4 separate regions of the Homo sapiens genome follow, and all the other regions are linked to region 2. Evidence: chromatin contacts called from ENCODE Hi-C or POLR2A ChIA-PET data. All regions are on one chromosome and are shown on one strand. The core of a region is the stretch at or near the end of the contact, and the rest is flanking DNA. Distances in the headings are between cores, read along the strand shown.

The links. A loop is a pair of places that touch in the nucleus more often than their neighbours do. ChIA-PET counts read pairs that join two places held with the same protein, here RNA polymerase II (POLR2A). Pooled maps may share reads with other maps.
Region 1: a pooled map shows a loop between it and region 2 (11-fold over the local background). The contact joins the promoter of PHF20 here to the promoter of EDEM2 in region 2. A Hi-C loop is called at or near these places in 1 of 37 single-sample maps with no recorded cell type and 6 of 50 pooled maps. POLR2A ChIA-PET finds 5 or more read pairs at or near these places in 1 of 52 experiments (activated CD4-positive, alpha-beta T cell).
Region 3: a loop to region 2 is called in a pooled map, with 9 times the contacts of the local background. The contact joins the promoter of CPNE1 here to the promoter of EDEM2 in region 2. A Hi-C loop is called at or near these places in 7 of 50 pooled maps. POLR2A ChIA-PET finds 5 or more read pairs at or near these places in 2 of 52 experiments (CD4-positive, alpha-beta T cell and CD4-positive, alpha-beta memory T cell).
Region 4: a loop to region 2 is called in a map with no recorded cell type, with 16 times the contacts of the local background. The contact joins the promoter of RBM39 here to the promoter of EDEM2 in region 2. A Hi-C loop is called at or near these places in 2 of 37 single-sample maps with no recorded cell type and 7 of 50 pooled maps. POLR2A ChIA-PET finds 5 or more read pairs at or near these places in 3 of 52 experiments (AG04449, activated CD4-positive, alpha-beta memory T cell and naive thymus-derived CD8-positive, alpha-beta T cell).

Annotation. Positions count from the first base shown.
Region 1 is chr20:35,770,713-35,773,524 of GRCh38, forward strand. PHF20 (PHD finger protein 20) reads left to right here and starts at 1,303. Exons shown (of 18, transcript NM_016436.5): 1 at 1,303-1,367. RefSeq lists silencers at 1,371-1,750, 2,755-2,812.
Region 2 is chr20:35,145,961-35,148,684 of GRCh38, forward strand. It overlaps EDEM2 (ER degradation enhancing alpha-mannosidase like protein 2), which reads right to left and starts at 1,376. Exons shown (of 11, transcript NM_018217.3): 1 at 1,192-1,376; 2 at 865-975. The coding sequence starts at 1,298. MMP24-AS1-EDEM2 (MMP24-AS1-EDEM2 readthrough) reads right to left here. Exons shown (of 15, transcript NM_001355008.2): 6 at 865-975. The coding sequence starts at 959. RefSeq lists enhancers at 558-1,161, 1,410-1,539.
Region 3 is chr20:35,663,615-35,666,314 of GRCh38, forward strand. CPNE1 (copine 1) reads right to left here and starts at 1,286. Exons shown (of 16, transcript NM_152925.3): 1 at 1,146-1,286. It overlaps RBM12 (RNA binding motif protein 12), which reads right to left and starts at 1,286. Exons shown (of 3, transcript NM_006047.6): 1 at 1,146-1,286. RefSeq lists enhancers at 1-114, 109-614, 455-504, 825-934, 1,119-1,623 and 1 more and a silencer at 853-1,147.
Region 4 is chr20:35,740,876-35,743,575 of GRCh38, forward strand. RBM39 (RNA binding motif protein 39) reads right to left here and starts at 1,385. Exons shown (of 17, transcript NM_184234.3): 1 at 1,066-1,385; 2 at 1-12. RefSeq lists a silencer at 765-864 and enhancers at 1,125-1,274, 1,288-1,973, 1,335-1,554, 1,725-1,824.

The DNA of each region.
Region 1 (2,812 bases), core at 53-2,552, 620 kb after region 2:
TCGCACCACTGCACTCCCGTCTGGGCTACAGAGCGAGACTCTATCTCAAAAAAAAAAAAAAAAAGTGGCCAAGTACGGTGTTAATTCCAGCACTCTGGGAGGCTGAGGTGGGTGGACTGCTTGAGCCCAGGAATTCAAGACCAGCCTGGGCAACATCGTGAAACTGCGTCTCTACAAAAAAATGCAAAAATTAGCCAGGTGCACACCTGTGGTTCCAGCTATCTGGGAGACTGAGGTGGGAGAATTGCTTGGGCCTAGGAGGTGGAGGTTATGAGGAGCCGAGACTGCGCCACTGCACTCCAGCCTGGGTGACACAGTGAGACCGTGTCTCAAAAAAAAAAAAAAATTAGCTAGGCATGGTGGCATGGGCCTGCAGTCCCAGCTACTCAGAAGGTTGAGCTGGGACCACAGGTGCGCACGTTCACGCCTGGCTAATTGTTGTATTTCTTGGAGAGACGGGGGTCTAGCTATGTTGCCCAGGCTGGTCTCGAACTCCTGAGCTCAAGTGATCTACCCACCTCAGCCTCTCATAGTGTTGGGATTACAGGCGTGAGCCACTGCTCCTGGTCTCATATTCTTTTGGGGTGGCTTCAACTCCGACCTTCGTCCCCAGAGAAAATACAGCTCCTTATCCTTAGCAGCAATTGGAAACCTTTCTAGGAGTTAATGATAAAGTGGGGGAGAAATGAGTGCAAAGGCTCTGAGATGAGAAGAACCTGGATTGTTAGCGGAGTTGAAGGACACTGAGAATGTGGGGGAGCTGGATTCGTGAGGATAAGAAAGCAGCAGGTCAGGTCCAGACTTTGAAGAGCCTGGTAGATAGTCTAGGTGAAGAGTTAGATCTTAATCCGGAGTAGGGAGGGAAACGAGCTTTGAGCAGGGGATGGCGTTTTGAAAAGACCTCTCTGCCGGTGTACGAAGAATGGATTAGAACGGCGAAGAGTAATAGGGTGGAAACCATCTTCATCTTGGAGAGAGATGGTGGTCGCTTCGATGGAGAAATGGGAAGCTTTGAGACGCATTTAGGTGGCAAAATTAACGGGTGATGGATAGCGTCCATTCCCCGGCTTCGGTGATCTCAGTGATTACGAGTGAGTGGGGACTTCGTGTTCCTGCTAGGGCGCGGGCCTGTTTCCCGCGCGTCAGGGTAGTGGGCGTGGCCTGCGCAGGCCGTTGCCACAGTGATCGGGCAGACGGGGCAGGGGGCGGGGCAGCTGGGACCTTACGTCACTCGGTGGTGGCGATGATGCGTGTGTGTGGGGGGCGGGGCATACGCTGGGCGCGTCCCGGGGGTCACGTGGTGCAGAGCACGCAGAGTCCTTCTGTCGGTTGGTCCTGGAGCGGCGCAGCCGGAGTGGGGCCGTGAGGTGAGCTCGCGGCCAGGCGAAGCCGGCCGGCCGGGCCGGGTTGGGCCGGGCCCGCGCTGCGCGCGCGCCGTGCGGGCGGGGACGGCGACGGACGCCACCGCTGCTTCGGTCCCCTGCCCGGCCCCGCTCCCCGCCTGGCCCCGCTCGCCCAGCCTGGAGGGAGGCCCTGGGACTGCTGCTGAGAGCGTGGCGGGCGTGCGAGCGGTGCCCAATCCCCGGGGCTACCCGCAAGAGTGGCGGCGGCTGCCGCCAATCAGCGCCGCCCGAGGGGGCTGGGCCGTGGGGTGCGGGCCCGGGGCGCGGAGCGGGCCGTGTTGGGGGTGCGGGTAAGCCCTAGGGCCCGAGCCTGAGCTGTGTGGGCACCTAGAGCCTCATCAGCAGCCTCTGCTATTGCCTTGCGCTTTGGGAATATGTTTTTTAAAATTGGCTTTTTTTATCCTATTCTGGGGAGCACATTCCTTTCTCAAGACCCCAAATATGGGAGTGTCCCTTTTCTCTATAGTTTTGAAAACTGGGCGGCACACCCCCTTTCTTAAGCTCTAGCTCTGGAATTTTATCTAAATTTCTAAAAGCCCTCCCCCCCCCAAATTTAGGGCGTACCCTCTTCCGTCAGCCCCCAAAGTGGGAGCACATTCCTTTTTTCGGGCCTCCAATTTGATTCTGCATTTCCGTTCCAATTTAGAGGTTCACCCTGTTATCGGGTCCTCAGATCTGGGGTCCATTAGCTAAAGTTTTGGGATACTTTCTTGTATCCCCTCTACTCCAAGGAAGAATTCCCCTTTTCCAGGTCCCAAATCTGACAGCATGCCTTCTGGAATTTCTTACATTTAGGGGCCACTTCCTTTCCTCAGCCCTTCAAACCTGAGGTTGGGCCGAAAACAATGTCCAAATTTTGAAGTTTATGGGTACTTATTTCCAGTTTCACAAATAAGGGAATTCACTGCCTTCTCCCGAGACTGTATTATTGGGGTTACACACTTTTCACGTGTTCCCCAAATCAAACTACCTTATTTCCTGAAGGAGACTCATTTTCATATCTGGGAGTATATTTGTTTCTTGTGCCCCCCAAATGTACGAGGTGAACCCCTTTTAGTTATACAACTCTCAGAGTGCAGCCACTTTCCAGATGCTTCTTAAATTTGGGGGGCACACCTTTTTGTGAGTCCTCTCATTTCCAGGTGGCGAGTGGTCTGTGGTTTTGAGCATGCCTTCCTACCCTGTTTAGCTTTTCTGTCATCCAAGACATTTTCATTCCTCAGTTTCCTTCCCTTTTTGGAGCCACACTCCCCTTGAGGTGCTTTCCCCAGTCTGGTCAGTGCACCCATTTCCTCTTCCTCTGGCGAGTGCGTATCTTTGTTCAGCACGGCACTTTTCTCTGTGCTTCTGCGGGCTTTTCTTCTGAGCACACTTCCCAGAGTCACACCTCCTGAATTCTCCTCTCCTCC
Region 2 (2,724 bases), core at 126-2,625:
CATTGCACTCCAGCCTGGGTAACAAGAGCGAAACTCCATCTCAAAAAAAAAAAAAAAAAAAAAAGAGTGTATTTTATTATATGTAAATTATGCCTTTAAGAAGTTCATTTTAAAAAGATACACATACACACATCTATATATATAATGGTATAAACCAAGAATATTTCTGGACAGATACAAAGGAAAGTTAATAGTTGGAATTCTAGGGTATGGGAGATATTTATTGTATATAATCTTTTACCACTTGAATTTGCCATTTGTATTTACTTTGTTTCAACTTAAAAAAATAAAAACCATCACAAGTTTTGAGTTTAATTTCTCCCGACCTTAGCACATTCGTGTGTAAAACAGGGATAATGGCACCTAACTCGTAGGGGTATTAAGATACTGAGCTGAGATCTGAATGACAAGCAGCAGCCAGTGATGGGAGGAAAATGGGGAGTGTATTTCAGGCACGGGGCACACCAACTACAAAGACTTAAGTTTTAGGAGTGTCACACTCCTTCCTGGATCTGAATGCCCACCTACATAATGAAAGGGGTGGGTTTTCTAATTCTTGGAGCCCTTCCACGGTATCTCGTTACTCCAGAAATTGCCTATGTCCCCACAGCTGATGCCTGTTACTGCTGGGGCTGAGCTCAGCGATCCAGCCCACCCGGCTAATCCAGGACTTTTTTTTTCACTGCGAGAGGCTAAGTGGATCCTGGAGGTGATAGTAAGAATTGCGGGGAGCGCGGCTCTAGCTCAGCTGGGAGCTTTCTGGTGCCGGTGAGGAGACCATGAAGCCACCAGCCCCAGCTGACCCGCCCGCCGAGGCCCAGAGAGTCAGACCCTGGCCGCCCCTTGCCCCTCCGCTCGCACTACCTGCCCCAGGTGTCGTGCCCGTCACAGGTGAGAGGTCGCAGCTCATCGAAGGGAAAGGCATTCTCCAGGTAGCTGTCGTAGGCGTGGTAGAACATGGCCTTGACTCGCTCCCTGGGTGGGGGACGAGAAATCAGGCATGGGGCAAGAACACAAAAACAAGCGGGGGAAGAACAAGATACAGGGCGGAAAGTGGGAATCACTAGCTGATTTCTCCCTGGGACCTAGCGGCTGTGTCGGAGCAAGTCGGGGTCTGGGATGGACGGAAAGGGAAAGGACCGGGTTCACGCTTCCCATTCCCCAACTGCGAAAGGGCGGGTCACAGTTCACCTGTAGTGGGCGGGATCTGGCGCGGAGCCGTCGGGACCTGGCGCACCATGGTGCTGAGGCAGCAGCGCGCACAGGAGGCCGAGCGGGATGAGCAGCCGGAAAGGCATAGAGCTCGTGTCCTCTCAGCGCCCCCGCAGCAGCAGCAGCCACTGCAACCAGTTCATCCTGGGAGCTGCTGCGGGTTCTTCCGGGAATCCGCGCCACTGCGCCTGCGCGCTGAGAAATCAGCCTCTCACTTCCGGACTACAAGCCCCTGAATGCAATGGGCAGCGAAACGCGGCCGAAGAGCAACTTCGGATGTACGGTTTCGGCAACACTGATCAACGTGTCTTAAAGTCAGTGGCTGTTGTTACTACTGTTATTAATTAATGTTTTAATAATAACAGCTAGCATGTATTGAGCACTTATTGTGTACTAGTACTGTACGGAGCATTTAAAATGCATTCTCTCATTCATTTTTTTCAACAACCTTATTAAGTATGAAGGCAGGGTAAGCATGAGAAATGTTCAGCCTTTACCATTATTACCTAGCAGGACAAGCCGCAGACAAAACTCCTCAGACACCGGGTTAAAGAAGGAAGGAGCTTTATTCGGCCGGGAGCGTCAGCTGACTCACTTCTCAAAAACGGAGCTCCCCGAGTGAGCAATTCCTGTCCCTTTTAAGAGCTTACAACTCTAAGGGGGTCCGCGTGAGAGGGTCGTGATTGATTGAGCAAGCAGGGGGTACGTGACTGATTACCGGTGCACCGGTAATCAGAACGGAACAGAACAGGACAGGGATTTTCACAATGCTTTTCCATACAATGTCTGGAATCTATAGATAATATAACCGGTTAGGTCAGGAGGGGTCGATCTTTAATTACCAGGCCTGGAATGCATCGCCGGGCTGTCTGACTACTGATTTCACTTCTGTCTTTCTTTTAACTCCTACATTTTCTTTGAGGCAGAAATTGGGCATAAGACAATATGAGGGGTGGTCTGCTCCCTTATTTAGGGATATTGAGTTTCCCAAACCAGTTACTTGTTGATTGTATAAGACACAACTCACATTTATTTGTCCAAAACTTCCACTCTTTTTTTTTTAAAACCTCTTGCATTTTCCGATGCTGTCACTCTTGAGGTTTCCTGAAATCCCGTCAGTTCTAGGAATTCATGACACTTCTCTCCTCCCAATTTGGGATGTGGTTACACAATCATGGTCCCTTCAGTCTCCATCTCAAACCGGAAGCTTTACCCCTGTCAGCCCTGTAGAATGTCTTGGGTAAGAATGAATACCCTGGTTGGGCGCGGTGGCTCACGCCTGTAATCCCAACACTTTGGGAGGTTGAGGTGCGTGGATCACCTGAGGTTAAGAGATAGAGACCAACCTGGCCAACATGGTGAAACCCCGTCTTTACTAAAAATACAAAAATTAGCCAGGGGTGGTGGCGGGTGCCTGTAAATCCCGGCTACTCGGAAGGCTGAGGCCGGAGAATCGCTTGAAACCGGAAGGCGGAGGTTGCAGTGAGCGAGGATCGCGCCACTCCACTCCAG
Region 3 (2,700 bases), core at 36-2,535, 520 kb after region 2:
AAATCTCTTAAAGTCTGCAATTCTCAGCATGACACCACGCAGATGAGTAAATGTTTAGCACTTAATACTGAGTAACCCTCACAAGAGCCCCTCAGATTTGTCACTATAAAGCACACGTTGGAGGCACACAAAAAGCCCGTACGTTTACAACCTAGCAGCTAAGCCTGCTGCACTGGCGTCCAACCCCGTCACTAACCTGTAGATCCTCAAAGTCCCTCCCACCACCCAATTCACGTGGCTGCAAACTAATGCAGCCAAGCTTCAGAGAAACTCAATTAACTCTCCATCAAAAGCACCCACCCTCCGCAGCCCACTGGATCTCGTCCTCCTGAAATGCCACAGGATCCTCTCCCGAGGGAGCCGTAAATGTGCTGCTCACAGCAGCCCCTTCCCTACTGGGGGACCAAAGGCCTGGCATCTTACTACAATTCTCAGAGCCTCAGGAGGCGTACTCACCCCACCCCCTCACCTCCTAGCTTCAGACGCCGGCTTCTCAAAACTGCTACACCCTCGAGTAAAGCCCCTCCCCAGCAATGGACCTCGGAGGCATTTCACTGCAAACCCCTCCACCTTCAGGCCACGAAGGCGGCCGGTTGTGACACTTCCTTTCTGAACTCACAGGAGTGTACCGACTACAGCTTCCTCCCCACAGGTGTGACCTGGGTCCCCTTTTGCTGGTAGGCCACAAAGGCCTCCTTTCCATTTCGGGTTGAAGGAGTGTCCTCACTACGATTATCTCCCCACCTCCAGGCACAGAGATGTAGTTATAACCTCTGCTTCACTGGGGGAGACAAGAAATCCTCCGTACTCGGGATGTAGGCGTGTTTTTACTGCAGTCCCCGTTAGCTCGCAGGCCGCTGAGCCAGCCAGCTCTGGCCTGCCCCCTCTCAGACCACGGGGGAGTCCTCGCTATGGCCTCGTCCCCACTTCGGTACGCAGGCTCATCCTCTTGCGTCCTCCTTGCATCCTCTCAGATCTCAGAGGCCTAAGTGGCATCCCACTCCCCCTGCAGCCCTGCCTCGACCCTTTGTGTGGGGCGCTAGTTGCCGCGGGCTCGAAGGCCTCCGAAGGCCCCGCCCCGGGCCACCAAGGGGCACCACGAGCCCCGCACAGCCCCACCCGTTCAGGGGCTGCGGGAGTCTTACCGGGGAAAGCTGCGCGGCACCAGAACCCAGACCCCGAATTACCCCCCGCGCGAGTGCCTCCGCCCCGCGGCCGACAGCCCCAGCCCGAACGGCTTCCCGGAGCCCAACGCAGCCACCACCTCCTTCGCCGCTTCACAAAATGGCCGTCGGCCCGCTCAGCGGCTCCGCGTTCCAGAAGGGGGAGGAACGGCGTGGTTGACGTCAAGGGGCCGCGCAAGCGCGCTGACGGTCTCGGGCGATCTCCCGGAAGTTACTGGGTTTTGTGCTAAGAGGGGGATATTCAGTCCCTGCTTGCGACTGTTGGCGCACAGGACCGACCTTGGGCTAGTGGCCCTGGCGGGTGGGCTGGGTATGAGTGTCTAGCTTGGCCCTTCACTGCAAGACTGTGCAAATTGCTTCACGTCTTCCAGTTTCCGCGGAAGGAGCGAATTGTGCTTACCTCTAAGTTTTTTGAGGATTAAATGGACCACAACGTGGTGGCTAGTTATTATATCCTGACAAAACAGCCAAAACCTGATTCTTTTTTCCCATTTAAGAGTTTATACAGGCCGGGGGCCGGGCGCGGTGGCTCACGCCTGTAATCCCAGCACTTTGGGAGGCCGAGGCGGGCGGATCACGAGGTCGGGAGATCGAGACCATCCTGGCTAACACGGTGAAACCCCGTCTCTTCTAAAAAATACAAAAAATTAGCCGGGCGTGGTGGCGGGCACCTGTAGTCCCAGCTACTCGGGAGGCTGAGGCAGGAGAATAGCGTGAACCTGGGAGGCGGAGCTTGCAGTGAGCCGAGATTGCGCCACTGCACTCCGGCCTGGGCGAAAGAGCAAGACTCCATCTCAAAAAAAAAAAAAAAAAAAAAAAAAGTTTATACAGGCCGAGCGCGGTGGCTCACGCCTATAATCCCAGCACTTTGGGAGTCCGAGAAGGGCGGATCATGAGGTCAGGAGTTCGAGACCGGTCTGGCCAACAAGGCAAAACCCAGCCTCTACTAAAAATACAAAAACTAGCTGGGTGTGGTGGCGGTGCTTGTGGTCCCAGCTACTTGGGAGGCTGAGGCAGGAGAATCGCTTGAACCCGGGAGGTGGAGGTTGCAGTGAGCCCAGATGGCGCCATTGCACTCCACCCTGGATGACAAAAGCGAAACTTCGTCTCAGAAAAAAAAACAAAAAAAGAGTTTTAATCTAGGGCAGGGCGCAGTGGCTCACGCCTGTAATCCCAGCATTTTGGGAAGCCGAGGCGGGCGGATTACCTGAGGTCAGGGGTTCAAGACCAGCATGGCCAACATGGCGAAACCTCGTCTCTACTAAAAATACAAACATTAGCTGGGCGTGCTGGCTGGCGCCTGTGGTCCCAGCTACCAGGGTGGCTGAGGCAGGAGAATCGCCTGAATCCGGGAGGTGGCGGTTACAGTGAGCCAAGATAACGCCATAGCACTCCAGCCTAGGCGACAGAGCAAGATTCCGTCTCAAAAAAAAAAAAAAAATTAAATCCATCGTGACCCCTCCACGGCTTCACTATAGTATTATTTTATTATAGAAAAAGCTATTCTCTGGCTGGG
Region 4 (2,700 bases), core at 135-2,634, 590 kb after region 2:
TTCTCTAAACGCCTAGGAAGAGAACAAGACAATTTCTTGAGTAAACATTTCTCTTACAATGTGAAACAAGTTTCACTCTTGTTGCCTATATCGTCTAACATTTTCTCTAAACGCCTAGGAAAAGAACAAGACGATTCCGTGAGTAAACATTTTTCTTTTTTTTTTTTTTTTTTTTTGAGACGGAGTTTCGCTCTAGTTGCCCAGGCTGAAGTGCAGTAGCGCGATCTCGGCTCACTGCAAGCTCCGCCTCCCAGGTTCCAGCGATCCTACCACCTCACCTCCCGAATAGCTGGGATCACAGGCGCCTGCCACCACGCCCGGCTAATTTTTGTATTTTTGGTAGAGACGGGGTTTCACCATGTTGATGAGGTTGGTCTCGAACTCCTAACCTCAAGTGATCCGCCTGCCTCTGCCTCCCAAACTGCTGGGATTACAGGCGTGAGCCACCGCGCCCGGCCTGGTAAACGTTTTTCAAATCGACTGAATTTTTCTTCTCAGCCGACACACTCGAAAACTTAAGAAAAACCTCCAAAAGCCCTACAATTAATGACTAAAGTGACATGCACTTTAACCAGGTTTGGCTTACGTAAGTAAATCCAAAACGCCTCTTACACGAAACACACGAAAATGAAGACTTCAATATCCAATATTTAAAACTCTGCTGTCAACTCCAAAAACAGAAACTGGGAGACCCGAACGAGAGCGCCTCTTTCCGGGCAAAAACCCGCGCTGCCATTTTAGGGGCAAAGAGAAACTCCCTCCATTGGGAGGGGTTATGAGCCAAGGCAGCGTTCAACTGGCGCCATGTTGGGAGGTCGCGGCCGGCCCAGGCCTCGAAGGAGACAGGTCACCATTCTACCGCGGCCTCTCGGGGGTCCCTACCGCCCCAAGAATCCAGACTATACCCGACTGGAAAATAAGGGCGCGGTCACTGAAACAGGGCCGATTTCTCGAAAACCACCCCCCACCCCGGTCGCTAAAGACCTCCAAAAGCGCCCCTCAGCCCAAAATGGAGCCAAACCTCGAGAAAGCTGAGATAATACGCGGGTCCGCAACGCCCCGTACCTGTTCCGGCCTTCGGGCGCCTGTGGTGCTCGTGTTCGGGAAGAGATTGCTGCTGCTGCTGCTGCTGCTGCCGCCGCCGCCGCTTCTGTTGCTACTGTTAAGCCCCTAGGCCCAGGCCGCGGAACCGCCCAGCCCGAATATCGGGTTCCAAGGACGGCTAGGCCCGAGAGAATCTAAAAAAAACAATGGAATTAGAGAAGCCCACGCGGGAGAGCAGGACGGCGGCTTCGGCAGCTCAGGATCCACCCCTGCGACAGCGTCGACAAGCTCCCTGAAATGGCGGCCGCTGCTTCCCTGTACTCACATTCACCAGCACACATACACACACACAAACACACGGGGCCTCACAGAGCCCTCAGCACGGGCTCTCGCGAGAAGCTGCCCCAAGCTCCAAATTTGAGCGGCCGAAGTATCGCGAGACCTAAGTATGGCTCCGGCGACCGTAGCCCAATCTCGCGCAATGATTGCGCCACAGATATTCCCATCCCCCATTCAGTGAGGCGCCTTTCACTCCCCCTCCGCGTAAGCACCCAAATCTCGCGAGACAGAGCGGGTCTCTAGGGCAAAGACAGTTGGTAGGCTGCCTGTCAATCTTTCAGAGAGCTCTTCGCTGAGTGGAGCTCAGCGGTCACCTCCCCCTCGTGGCGCCTCCTCACGGCCATCTGAAGATTCCTCCGGCACAGCCGATCGCCCCCGCTCCGGCCTCCCACACAGATGGCTGTCAAGGTCGCCATAAGGCAACCTAGTCCTTATGGCGATAGGATAAAACGGCCATATTCAGATTATCCGCTGAGGGTGGAGAGGAAGTGGAAAAGTGTATCAGAAGGCCAGAAGAAGAGATCTTTAGGGGTAGGGGGAGAGGGGGAGATAATAAAAATAGATTTCCCTGTCATTTGGAGCCAATGGCGCGGCCTCCACTGTCGAGCTTTGAAACAACCTTGGAAATAGTGGAGAAAAGCAAAAAAAAGGTGGAAAAAATAAACTCTTGCTTCCCTTGGCATGGGATCAGTTTTGTGCCCCGAATTTAATCAGCTCTTGTGTCAGGGTTGCTACCGTTCCTTCAAAAATGTTCCCCTTCCTGAATATTACTGGACGATTTGGTGAAAAAATAAGACACCCCCCCAACAAAAAAAAAAAGGCCCCCTTCCCCCTGGGACCTGGCTCCTCTCCCCTGAAGTCTTCTAGATGCCAGGTAATTAGAGTATGAATTAGCCATTTGTTCTTTGGTCAGTACTGTGTGAGGTTTCCTCCTAGATGCTGGGAAAAAAAACTGGAAAGAAGTCTTCAAAGCAAAAATCTTACCCTCTAATCTTAACAGTCTAATGATTGAGGGCAGAAAAGATTGGAAATGAGACGCCTTGATTAGTGTAACTAGCTGCTGCAACACTGTGTGACCTTGGACAAGCAAATTAACCTCTCAGAGGGGATCTTTCATTTCCTGATTTAAAAGAGGACGTACTTAGTAGCTAGTCTAAGCTACTTGAGACTGAGGAAGGCAGGTAATGCTCAGTACTGAATTTTTAGAGGTTAGCAGGGCATGTCTGCCCAAGTGGACCCTCAGTAAATTAATGAATGAAGGCTCAGAAGGGCTATAGTGAAGATTAAATGATATAATGTCTGTAAAACGCCTGGTAA